2 separate regions of the Mus musculus genome follow, and region 2 is linked to region 1. A link is a contact called in ENCODE Hi-C or POLR2A ChIA-PET data. All regions are on one chromosome and are shown on one strand. The core of a region is the stretch at or near the end of the contact, and the rest is flanking DNA. Distances in the headings are between cores, read along the strand shown. Region 1 holds the start of Akt1s1 (AKT1 substrate 1 (proline-rich)). Region 2 holds the start of Fam83e (family with sequence similarity 83, member E).

The links. A loop is a pair of places that touch in the nucleus more often than their neighbours do. ChIA-PET counts read pairs that join two places held with the same protein, here RNA polymerase II (POLR2A).
Region 2: a map of T-helper 17 cell shows a loop between it and region 1 (3-fold over the local background). The contact joins the promoter of Fam83e here to the promoter of Akt1s1 in region 1. A Hi-C loop is called at or near these places in 2 of 37 maps with a recorded cell type or tissue (T-helper 17 cell and heart). POLR2A ChIA-PET finds 5 or more read pairs at or near these places in 2 of 5 experiments (Patski and embryonic stem cell).

The regions. Positions count from the first base shown.
Region 1 is chr7:44,845,347-44,851,419 of GRCm38, reverse strand. Akt1s1 (AKT1 substrate 1 (proline-rich)) reads right to left here and starts at 2,196. Exons shown (of 5, transcript NM_026270.4): 1 at 2,072-2,196. It overlaps Tbc1d17 (TBC1 domain family, member 17), which reads left to right and starts at 2,341. Exons shown (of 17, transcript NM_001042655.1): 1 at 2,341-2,571; 2 at 2,886-2,984; 3 at 3,079-3,150; 4 at 4,536-4,659; 5 at 5,338-5,545; 6 at 6,052-6,073. The coding sequence starts at 2,551. It overlaps Mir707 (microRNA 707), which reads right to left and starts at 1,721; the gene lies at 1,649-1,721.
Region 2 is chr7:45,717,635-45,723,707 of GRCm38, reverse strand. Fam83e (family with sequence similarity 83, member E) reads right to left here and starts at 2,488. Exons shown (of 5, transcript NM_001033170.4): 1 at 1,054-2,488; 2 at 100-267. The coding sequence starts at 1,527. Rpl18 (ribosomal protein L18) reads right to left here and starts at 5,637. Exons shown (of 6, transcript NM_009077.2): 1 at 5,569-5,637; 2 at 4,369-4,455; 3 at 4,072-4,179; 4 at 3,690-3,788; 5 at 3,221-3,414; 6 at 2,873-2,994. The coding sequence starts at 5,571. The coding sequence ends at 2,919. It overlaps Sphk2 (sphingosine kinase 2), which reads left to right and starts at 5,706. Exons shown (of 7, transcript NM_203280.3): 1 at 5,706-6,007.

The sequences.
Region 1 (6,073 bases), core at 947-3,446:
TCCCCATCAGACAGAACTGACGCACAAGGATCTGGAGTCCCACCATGATTTAGTGTGACCTTGGACCACTCACTGGCTCCCAGGCAGCTGAGAACTGAGAGGTGGTGAGCACCCCATCACTGGAGCAACTTAAGCCCGCCAGGACCACAGTGAAGAGAAATATGGATGCAGTTTGCAAGCTCCTGTCACTCACACTTTAAAAAGCCAGTCTGCACAGACTCCACACTGTTCTGCTGCCCCTGACTCACCAAAGTGGGAACGACTCATATGTTGGACCAGAAGATGATCACCGTTCCTAAGCAACCCCTCACTTCCTCCATGAATCAGCAATGGACACCCCACTTTACAGCCTGAAGCTCTGAATCCAGGCTCTTGACTGTTATACTGGCAGAGCTGACCACTGAGAAGAGCAGTCTGTGTCTAGAGCCTTCTCTGCCAATACTGCGCTCCACCCTGCCTACCTCATTAGACTGCATCCCCCCATCCCATCTTTCCATGGAGAGGGAGAAAGCTGCAGTGCTTTGACACTACTGTCTGCTGGGCCTCAAAGTCCTACCTACAGCTTTAAAAGGCGCCCAGCAACTCCTACACACACCTTCCACCTCTCCTAGCTAATAAAGGAGGCTGGAAGTTTAGGATTATGGCTAAGGGCAAGAAAGTGACTGATCCAAGATGACACAGCTTCGGTCCTCACTTTCGTGAGGGCAAAGAGTGGCAAGTCTCAGCCTCTTTGCACGAGATCTCGGGGGCAGCCACAGCAGCAGTGTCACCGAGTGAATGACTTGTGAAGGCGGCTGGAATGAGGGCAACTTACTCCAACCTCCTAGGCCTATGGCCTCCTATGAGGCAAGACTCTGGGGCAAACCAGGAAGGGGGAGCTGTCCAGCGGGAAGGTGCAGGCCTCCCAGGACAGTTGTGAAGAGAGATAGAAAAGAAAACGGCCGCAGCACGGGACACGGTGCGGGACGTCCAAGAAGGATCCTACCACCGAAGTGAGGCCGCCGACCAGGGCTACACCACGCCCGCAGCCCAGAGAGGCCCCTGCTCTAGGAACACAACAGGAAATCCCGCCCCCGGTGGGGATCGGGACCGGAAGTCCCGCCCGGGGCGCCCCCTCACCCACCCGCGACCCCCAGCACACACAGCCGTATGGACATGGTTCACCGCCAGCGTGAGGGTTCCAGCCCGTCGGCACCCCCGCAGTGAAGCTCGTCTACACTTCGTCGCGAGTCAGACACATGGGGTTGAGCGTGAGCTCTTTCAGCAGTCGGCCAGGAGTCGCAGGACGATCACTGCCCCCCTGACCTATGCAGTCCATACCCTTCCCACGGGGGCTCGCCCTCCCACTGCCCCTCAACCTCAGGAAGGCCAGACCCTCCCCAAACCCCAGCTCACAACGCCGCCTCCACTCACGTGCCCGTAGCCAGCATGGCCGGCCAGGCGCCGTCGCCGCCCTCAAAAGGCATGGCGGCTTCTTGCGTCATTTCCGTGTGGCTGCCCCTCCTCCATTGTGTACACTCCCCCTCCCTTATCCTGCATGCCTCAAATCAAAATAGCAACTAGAAGCTCCGTCGGCAAGCCGTGGGCAAGAGCGACAGCAAGGGTGCCCACGGATGGAAAATACGGCAAAAGACTTTTGCTACTGTTTCGAATTGCCCGCAACAACTATGACCGCATGCCCATGCTCACACAAGCGTAGGCAAGCGGCATGACTGCATGCCCATGCTCACACGCAAGCGGCATGACGTCCCTCGTTCGTATTCAACGTCTGCTCCCGTCCCGACGTGGCAGTTAGTATGGCTTCATATGCCTATAAAGCATATGGACACTTCCTTCCGTCCACACTAGACCCCCTCCTCTAGGCCCTCGCTCGTTCCCTTTAACACAAAGCTGGCAAAGATTCAATATGGCAGCGTTTCTTGCTTCGGTTTGCCCAGTTTCAAGATGGTGGTGCAGTCCTCTTTCCACGGTGACTCAGAAATTTGGGGCAGCTTCGTTTCCAGGAGCACTGACGGCTTCACCCTTTATCCCGAGCCCCTCAGCGCCTCTGGTGCCATACCGCTTCTCTCACCTTTTCCTCTCTCCGTTTCGCTTTTCCAGCACCCCGCCGTCGTGCCCCGCAAAGAGATGGTAGTGCCCCGCATTAACATGGCTTCCACCAAGCCGCTCTGGTTTGTCCTCGAGAAAAACGGCACAGTATTGGCTTCGATGCCAGTATAAAATATGGAGAGGGCCAAGGAGGCGTTCCCGAGCGATCACGAGTTGGGCTGCGAGCATGGGTCCTCCTACTTGTTTACTTCGTGGCGAGAGTGGCGCAGTGCGCCTGCGCCGTCCCGCTGACCCTTGCCAACTTTGCGTTCTACACCTCGTGACCTATGTCTTCGAGTTTCTACTACCCTGTTCAAACAGATGGTCTCACCCACTGCAGCCTTAACAACCTCGGGGACGCTACCACTATCTAGCCTGGAAGGGAGCGTTATTTTTCCGGATATGACACCAAGTTGACCCGGAAAAGGAGGAGATAGGGGCAGTGGAACCTCCGCGGCGGCAATGGAAGGATCCAGCTACAGGGTAAGACTTTGGAAATCATTCCCTCGCTCATCTACAGGAGACGCCCCCCACTGATGGTCCGCTTCCACCTTCTGCTGTGCAGGGATTAGGCCGAGTCAACTTAGCAAGCACCAGCTTCTAGTTACGATGCTGTTGTCACTCTCCGCAGTCCTTAGGGAGAGCCTCCCTTAGCCCCGCCCCCTGGAAAACGCACGCCCATCTGGGGTGCGAGGCGGGACTGTAGACTCGCCACGCCCCATCTCCGCTTGTCAGTCAGGGGCTCTAGACCCCGCCCCTGGGGAAAACGCCTCCCTTAGACCCTTGGCTTTCACTAGGTGGTGTTTGAAAAGGGAGGCGTGTACCTGCACACCAGCGCCCGGAAACACCAGGATCCAGACTCGCTCATCGCCGGCGTCATACGAGTGGTGGAAAAGGTGGGCCGGGATGGAGGTGACATGTGTGGGAACTTCGAATTGAGGGATGAGGGGCATTCGGGTGACTCTACTAAGTCCTCCCCATGTCCCTCAGGACAGCGACGTCTTTCTGCACTGGGCTCCGGTGGAGGAGGCTGGAGACCCAACCCAGATTCTCTTCAAGAAGGTAGGCGACTCGCTCCTCTTCCCCACTCTAGTGGAAGGCAGGGAGTACTCGGGAACCTGTGAGCCTGTTTGCTTTCTGAAATGACCTAATGCCATATCCTTTTGGCTCCTTAGGGGACCCTGCTGGGTTCAGACTTCTCAAGGGGTGTGGCCTAGTTTTGGTCTGAGGCAGCTTTCTTTCCTCTCTGTTTGCTTTACGTTTATTTATTACATTTATTTATTGTGTGTGTGCATTCACATGCCACGGTGTGGGTGTGTGGAGGTCAGAGGATAACCTGTGGTAGCAGGTTCTCTCCTTCCACCGAGTGGGCTCCAGGGTTGAACCCAGGTTGCCGGTTTTGGCAGCAAGTCCAGAACCCTCTCACTAAGCGCAAAGATTTAGATTGTGTGGGGTGTGGAGGGGGTGTGAATGTGTGAGCATGTGTGTGCACTACCTGTGAGTGCATGCAGAAGACAGCACTGCAGACACATGCTGGAGCTTTGGATGGTATGTGGGGACTGGGATCTGAACTCTGGTCTCTGGGACTGTACAGTAAGCCTTGCTAACTACTACACTATCTTTCTGGCCATAGATGACTTATTTGCTTATTTGTGTGTGTTCTACTCGGAGGGGTCATTCATTTCTCCTTGTGGGTTCTCTGGACTGAACTTAGGCCATCTGTCTTACCCATTGAGCCTATGTCTGGCCCTGCTCAACAGTATCCCCTGTCTGTCCATCATCAGTGCCCCCTGTAGACTCACAGCTAGTTACAATGACAATGGCTACCACTTGAAGCTCTTTATTCAGTTACAGTGAAAAGTCAGAAGGACACAGAGGAATCTTGACAAGAACACAGAAAGGGCTGAGAGCAGGGGTGTGAGTCTGTTCTTTTCTTTTTTCTTTCTTTTTTTTAATAAAGGGTTATTTTTTCTTTCTTTTTTTTAATAAAGGGTTATTTTTTTTAAAGATTTATTTATTATATTTATATGAGTACACTGTCACTGTCTTCAGACACACCAGAATAGGGCTTTAGATGCCCATTACAGATGGTTGTGAGCCACCATGTGGTTGCTAGAAACTGAACTCAGGACCTCTGGAAGAGCAGTCAGTGCTCTTAACCGCTGGGCCATCTCTCCAGCCCTGAGCCTGTCCTTTCTCATTGAAGTCAGGACTGACTGTTGGTCTTGTGACTGCAGGTGGTCTCTGTGCACTTACCTGTGTAGCAGCTGTCTCCTGACTCCATAAGCGTAGGGTTGTAGCCTGGCTTTCTGCCAGCCACCATGAAGCTGTCTCCCTCCCGCCTCATTCCCTCCTTGTCCTGCAGCTCGCTTTCCCACTGGGCTCTCAGGCTGCAGGCTGGAAACCCTGAGACCGCAGGTCCTCATTCTGTTATTTCTTCTTCCCAGGACCCGAGTCGGGGTGAGCCCAGCACCTCAGAGGAGGAACCTACCTTTGACCCAGGCTATGAACCTGACTGGGCTGTCATTAGCACGGTGCGGCCACAGCCCCACCTGGCAGAGCCCAGGAAAGGTAGGTGGAACTGTTCCATGGTGGTCTAGGGGACCACATTTTTGCCCTTCATGATCATGGTTCCAATGGCTTCCTTGCCCATAGTCAAGGTGGCATCTAGATGCTTCCTTTCTGGCCTAGGAAAGAATGGCTTGGCTCTGGACATTTCCAATGAGTTATTCTCCTAGGGGTTTCCAGGTTTGTGGGTTGTGGAAGGGCTGACAAGCAGCTAACCACAGGGTAATTTCTTTATTTTTTCTTCTTTTTTTTAAAGACATGGTCTTACTCTGTAGCCTCTTTTGTAGTCTTAGCTGGCCTTGAACTCAGAGATCTGCCTGCCTCTTCCTGGCAAGTACTGGGCTAAAGGGTGAGGGTCACCATGTTCAGCTTCTCAAACCTTTTGTTGTGGCTCAGGTAGGGACTTGGAGCAAAGAGGCCACTAGAGGTGAGACAGCCAGAGGACTAGGGGTGGATTTACCTTTGCGTGCCAAGTAGAGGAATACAGTTTTCAAACAGAAGGTTCTGGAACATTCTGGAACGGACATGTGGCCCACCAGGCTTCTTCCCAGGTCCAGAGGCCTGGGGGAGGGTAGCTACTAGCCAGGCCTCAGATGACAAGGCTGTTGAGAGAGCACACTGCGTGGATCTACACACCCTTCGCCTCTCTCACAGCACCAACCACTCTTTGCTTCCCCCCAGGTGCAGAGCCCAGTTCCTCCCGGAGCTCCTGGGCCTTCTCCGTGAGCCTGGGGGAGCTCAAGTCCATCCGCAGATCCAAGCCAGGCCTCAGCTGGGCCTACCTGGTCCTGGTGACCCAGGCTGGAGGCTCCCTGCCTGCCTTACACTTTCACAGAGGGGGTACCCGAGCCCTGCTCCGAGTCCTTAGCCGATACCTGCTGTTGGCCAGGTAAGCTTCTGCCTGAGCCGGGCCTGTGAGCTGGTGTGTTCTTCTGCAGCTGCAGTTGGAGGCTTCGGGACATGGTCGAAGCACAGTTCTGGTCGGAAGGCGCTAAGAATATCCAGACGCATCCCTTTGCAGTCCCAGTGCTTGGAGGGCTGGGACAGAAGGGACTTCAAGGCCAGTGTAGGTTACGTGGGACTGAAAGTGAGGACAGAGAGAGAGGAACTGGCCCATCTTTATGGGACTTCAGAAGTAGTCTCCTGGTACACAGGAAGTGTCTTTTCATCCCCACAAAGCCATTCATTGGTGCCTCCCTGAGTCAGTCCAACTTGGCCCAGGAGTATAAAGACCTCATTGGCCTCCAAGGCCCAGCTCTGGTCTGGGGCCTTTCCCTGCAGTAGCATTTCAGTGGTTAGGAAAGGGACTGCAGTACCTGGATTAAATGTGGCCAGGCTGGCCTAGTACCACGGGGCCCTTCACCTGTAGCCACCTGTGTGCCCCCTTCCTCCCAGCTCTCCACAGGACTCCCGCCTC
Region 2 (6,073 bases), core at 1,239-3,738, 870 kb before region 1:
GTGTTTCAGATCTCAGGGAACCCCAGTGACCTAGAGACCCGTGGAAATGTCCCCCTCTGTGGATTAGGGACATTTAGATGGCTCTGGCCTGGCTCCTACCTCAGTGGTCCACAGGTTCACCCCTAACTGCTGGGCTAGTGCCAGGAAGGCAGGCAGATGCTGGTGGTCAAGCAGTAAGTAGACAGGAATCCATCGGCGGGTAGCAGCATCCACCATGTCTCTGAGCAGGTCAGGGTCGGTGAAGACATCCATGACTACAGCCACCAGCTAGGGGAGAAAGGGGTAGACAAAGGATGGGGGACTGTGGCACTGGGGGTAGGATGCTGTAGAGACACAGGCTTCAAGTCCTGGCTTCTATGGGATGCTCAGGGTGGCAGGGAGACACCCACCCTGACTCTTCCCTGCAGGGAACCAGGCTGCCCTTCTAGGAGACCCGTTTCCAGCTGCTGAAAACTCATCTTTAACCCCACAGATTGTTGCCCACAGATTGTCCTTGAGAACGCCAAAGGTCCACAGCTCCAGGTTAGGGCTGGGTCCTGGTGACCAGGAAGCCTAGGCCACTAAGGTGTGCCTTGTAGGCAGACAGTTATGGTGGCATGACTCATCACCCAGGTCACTGCGAACAGTGAGCTTCAGCTGCATCTAGCCTGTTTCACCATGACCTCCACTCTTGGAAAGCTGCACATATTAACCCGTGCAGACCACCTGGCACTGGAGCCACGGAAATCCCAAGATTGCTACCTAAGGAATAGGGCATCGGAGGGGCAGGAGCGGGGCGGCTACAGGGCAGGGTAACTACCCCCAGGGCTTTCCTGGAGGAAGCTAGGTGTCTCTGATTTGGTGTGAAAGGGGCTGACTGACAAATGGTCACCACTTAGCTCCAGAAGTGTGGATACCAAATCTCAGGGAGTAAGAGGCCTCCAGGTCTGAAGGGCAAAAGATAAAGCCTGGGCTCCAGGACCAGAGGAGCACGTGTACAGCCTTGCAAATTCCAGGAGGGTATGGGGAAAAGCCTAGGTACCGGTCAAGGGGAGGGGAGGCGGGGACACCCACCTTTCGAGCAGCCTGGATTTCCTGGTGTACCAACTCTTTAATGGGTGGTTGGCCCTCGCCTGGTGGCTGGGTGTAGAGTTGCGCCCGGGTGATGCCCTTCCAGGCAGTGTCTTCAGGCCAGCCAAGCCGCAGCAGGGGTGCCGGCTCCTCAGATTGCCTCGGCCAGTAGGTCAGGCTGCCCACGTCCCCATCGGTGATGGCTGTTCCCGTGCCTGCTGCACCAGGCTCCTGGCTAGGTACTAGCCAGTCTTCAGCAGCCGTAGCCAGGGCCTGAGCCTCATCTGCACTCAGAAAGGGGGGCAACCTCTCCTGCTGCACACAGGCCCAGAAAGTCTCCTCGCCACTGCTCAGCAGGGCTTCGAGTGCCAGCCGCTGGCCCTCAGAGTACAAGACGGCAGGGCTGGCCTTCGTTAGGGCTGGCTCGCCAGCCCCCAACTCCTCTCCTTCCAGCGCGGCCAGCTGGGAGGCTGCCATTCAAACCACACAAGGCCTCCAGAGGCCAGGTCCTGGAGGGTCTAGATGGCTTTTGGAGATAGACCATCTGGGGTCCTGTGATATTATGCGGCCACCCAAAGCCCCCAGGGTAGGTCTGTAAACATCCACACAGCTCCCTGAAGGTGCCCGACTCAGTCCCTACAGACTCTCCATACCCTTACACCATGGATCTGATCACATGTGCCTGCTGACTACCTGCCAGTCAGCCATCTCCCATTTTGCCTCTGCCAAACCGCAGGACCACCTGTGACTTGGAGCTACGGCAGCTTTAGGTGGTTCTTGGCTGTTCCAGGCCTGTCAGGATGACCTGGCTGCCCTGACAGGTCTGGCCATCAGCCTAAGCATTTTCTGCTAAATGGCTGCTTGCCTGTCCTTGGTCACCCTACTGCTTGTGACCAATGGCTCGACTGCCTGCCACTTTGGCTTATCTATGGTATCTGACCCACTCTTTCCTCCCTTTCATTGCATGGAGATTAATCTCAGTAGGACAGCAGGAGAGGCAGTTTCTGAGTCTGAGTAAACTTTCTTGCCCACCACCCCAGCTCCCACAGGCTAATCTCTCTCCCAGTTCTGCCTGTCATAGGGTCAGAAAGAACCTATCCCCTGCCCCCTCCCCCAACTCCTCCCCAGACACTTGCCAGTCTCCTTCAGTGAGGATCTTCAAGGTATTGAAGTCTGAAGTCTACCTTGGCTGTGAGCCTCAAAACCAGTCCGAGATGTTAGCAGCCATGAGTACTGTCCTCCGATCGATTGAGAACCTAGCCTGGGTTTCTTGCCAACCTTAGTCTCCAAGCTGTACTCTACTTCCTGGACAGGAACTATGGACCTGTGAAGCTGAATTAGGTTCCAGCCAACTGGCACCACGCGATCCAGAAGGCCAGGCCCCCCACCTACAGACCCCAGGCTTCGGCCCGGTCTGAGGGCCAGCTCAGGAGCTTCCGACTTCCTCCTGAGCAGCTCTCCACCCAACGGGGAGCAATTGTCAGGACACAGCCCCTTGTGCAAACAGAGGGGGAGGGACTACTAGGCATCTTGCTCAGAGACTGGCCCAGGCAGGGCCTCACCTGTTCCCACGCCTTGCCCCACATCCCCCAACACCAAGGTCTTGGGAAAAGCTAATCCTAGGAGGAAACAGGTGAACACAACACCCAGCAGGCGGGGCTCGGGCACAGGCAGGGGCTGCCCAGGTGCAGGGCAGGTCCCAGAGCAGGCCCCACCCCCTTCCCCAAAAATGGGTCTGTGCTGACTTCCAATCAAATGCTGTCACCACTAGTGGCCCTCATCCCACCCTGCCCCTTTCCAACTTCATGAATGAACACAGAGGACCATCATCATCCAATGTTTTTTTTATTAACAGTTAAGATCCAGGGTTAGTTTTTGTAGCCTCTGCTGGCCCTTCGGCCTCTGGCGCGCTCAAACTTCCGGCCCTTGGAACGGACATAGGGTCTGTGGGGAAAGGAGGGAGGTTAGAGAAGTCCAGCTCATTGGCACTAGGACCTGTTCCTGTCATACTGGAAACCTTCTGAGAGCCTTCGCAATAACCACTCACCCCTCAGAAGTGGCAGAGGCCCTGGCTAGCCCAGATTTGTGACCACCCCCCACCCAAGTGAACTTGACATCCTAGTGGCCACTATGGGTAACAACTACCTGAAGCCAAAGCTCTGATACTCACTTGGTATGGCTGTGTGGGGTTCCTGGGGCCTTGCCAAAATGTCGGTACACCTCTCGGCCCTTCCGAGGACCAGACAGGAGCACAGTGCCCCGGCCCTTGGGAGACTCCAGGGCCAGCTGGTCAAAGGTGAGGATCTTACCCCCAGCCTTGAGGATGCGACTCCGGGCCCGGCTGCTCACCCGCAGTGCACACACCTGAGAAGGCACACACCAGAGGCTGTGGGGACTGTCACGGCCCACCCCCGGTAGCAGACCCTGATAAACAACTGCCACTAAAGTCTCCCCAGTGGATGGCAAGCATCCTCAATGCTTTCAGGGCAAACAGACTCCAAAGCATCATTCTGCAGTGGTGAGGGGACACAACGAAGAGCAGCTTTGATTACAGCTCCCATGGCAGGGTGCCACTGGCACATAGCAAAGCCCCCTAATTGACTGGAGACATGTCCCTTTGGCCCATGCTGGTCACTTACCTTCAGCTTGGGAACTTCCAGAATCCGCACATCATCTGTGACCGTCCCCACAACCACGGCAGTCTTGTTCTCGCGGCCAGGAAGCTTCATCTTTCGGATCTGATGGGGGCAAGCATGTTAAGTCTTTCTGTGCCAAGCTGTCACCGGGAAGACCAAACAGCCAAGACCTCCACTGGCTGAGGCCGACCTCCCCCCAGTGACAGGGCCCCAAGAGCTTGCCAGCTATGACTGATTGTTGAAATCTTTCTTTCCAACCCCAGAAGTGACCCAGGTCAGAGAAATCCCCAGGTAGAAAAAGACCAAAGCACAGAGGCCCGCATCCTCTGCTGGCCTTACCCCACCGCCCCCAAACATGTGAAGCGCCCTCTGGCTGACTACTAACCATGCGGGACAGGGACAGAGGTGGCCGGTTGGTTCGGCTCATGAACAACCTCTTCAGCACAACCTGATTGAAGGTGGAGTTGGTCCGTCTGGCCAGAAACCTGTACAGCTGCAAGGGAAAGGAAAAGATTGAGCATGGGACTGCCTGCGCCACCCCCAAGCCAGGACCCTTCCACAGCTCTCCCATCCCGCTCAACTCCTGGTGATGTGGGGGGTTGGGGCACTGTGTCCAGGCTCCCCCCTCTCCCCACCCCACTCACTTTGGGAGCTGTAAGATGGCGTAGCACCCCGGGCTTACCTTGACAAGCAGCCGCAGGTAGATGTCCTGGCTCTTGGGCTCCTTGCGCCGAACCTTTCGGTCCTTGTTGTGGCGAATGTCAACACCCTGAGGGAGGTGAACCACCATAGAGCCAATTGTCAGAACCACTGCCCTATATCTTTGATGATATCTATACCTGTTCGTACCTGTAACTTTTAGGCTACTTAGTCGACAATTCAAACCTCAAAGGATTCAAACTAGAGGAAGAAGACATGTCCCACCCCTGACAAGTTCACTTAACACACACAAGTGATGTTTTTGTCTCGGCTTGGGACCATTCCTCCCAGAGTCCAGAAACTCATTGAAACACTGTCTCGGTGTAAAAACTGAGCTGCACAAGACAAGCGGCTGCTGGCTCAGAGTCCCTTAGAGCTCAGCTCTTGCTTAGCATGTGAAGGCCCTGGTTCTGGGCCCAGTATGGATGAGAGTTCAGATCCCTGTAAAGATGTTAGCTTTTATTTATGTTCTCAAAACTAGCTCCCAATCTGAAAAACAGTCAAAAAGAAGCCAACAGTACATTCTAGACGTGGAGACGTGTTTGTGACAAAGCCTTACACTACGTCCTTCAAATCAACCCTAGAAAGACCAAGTGCTCGGGTTAATTTTATCCCCCACTCGTTTTCCAAGCTGTTAGCATCCTGAAGTAGTTACTGATACTAACAGCGGTTTCATTGCACCTTCAAGGCTCTTCATAAACGTCTTCCCAACATACAAGGCAGGGACAGGATTACTACACACCAAACACACTAGGAGCAGTGTTCCGGGAAGGACTGACGTACGCTTGTCCCCAAACCCGGCAACGTGTAGTGGCTCCGCTCATCGTAGCACTCAACTTCCCAATGGCAAGTTAAGAAACAGGGACACTGGGAGCAGCGGTCCCGCTTGGAAACGCAGCACTCGAAAGATTGGTGCGAGGGAGCGGCCGTGGGCTCGAGGCCGGACTGGACTCACTGGGAGCTGCAATCAGCCTGGCTCATGGAGCCAAACTTTGTAAGGAAGACGACGAGCCTCGGGAGGCTCCCGGGACCGGCCACCGGCTCCGGCAAGTTCTGATCGAAGGCCCTAGCCTGTCCCGCAGTTCCCCTTGGCACCGCCTGCACCCCTCCGTCGCGCTACGAGCGGGACTTGCTGAGGATGGCAGCGGATGGGCCACTCGGGGAGACCGCTCAGCGAGCTTACCATGATGGCGCCTCCTGCTCGGCCAGGTCCGGAAAGACGGAACCGCGCCGGAGTGGGCGGGGAAAGAGCGGCCTGCGAGACGCACTCGTGACGCAATGCGGGACACTCTATCCGGAACTGGCGTCTCTGTGGTGCACGGGTGACGTCACATGAGCGCGACGCGGAGCTCTACCACAATTTGGGTTTCTCGATGGTATGTGGGAGGACCGAGTAAACCGAGGCTTCCAGAACCAAAGAGAAGTCAGCCTGAGGAAAGGGCTGGGACCCGGAGCCTCTCTGGCCTTTCCCCGTCCCTGCTCTAACACTCTCCAGGGGTAAAGGGACCGGAGAATCAGAGACATGATCGGAGCTTGCTGGACGAGTCGCGTGGTGACTCTCTGGCCGCACGCCGACCGCTTCTCGGTGGCTCGCGGAGGACCCGGTGGGCTGTGTGTCGGAGGTGAGGCTTATCCCGCCCTGAAGAAAAAGCTCATCTCACACTTCCTTAAATTCTCGGCTGCCTTTT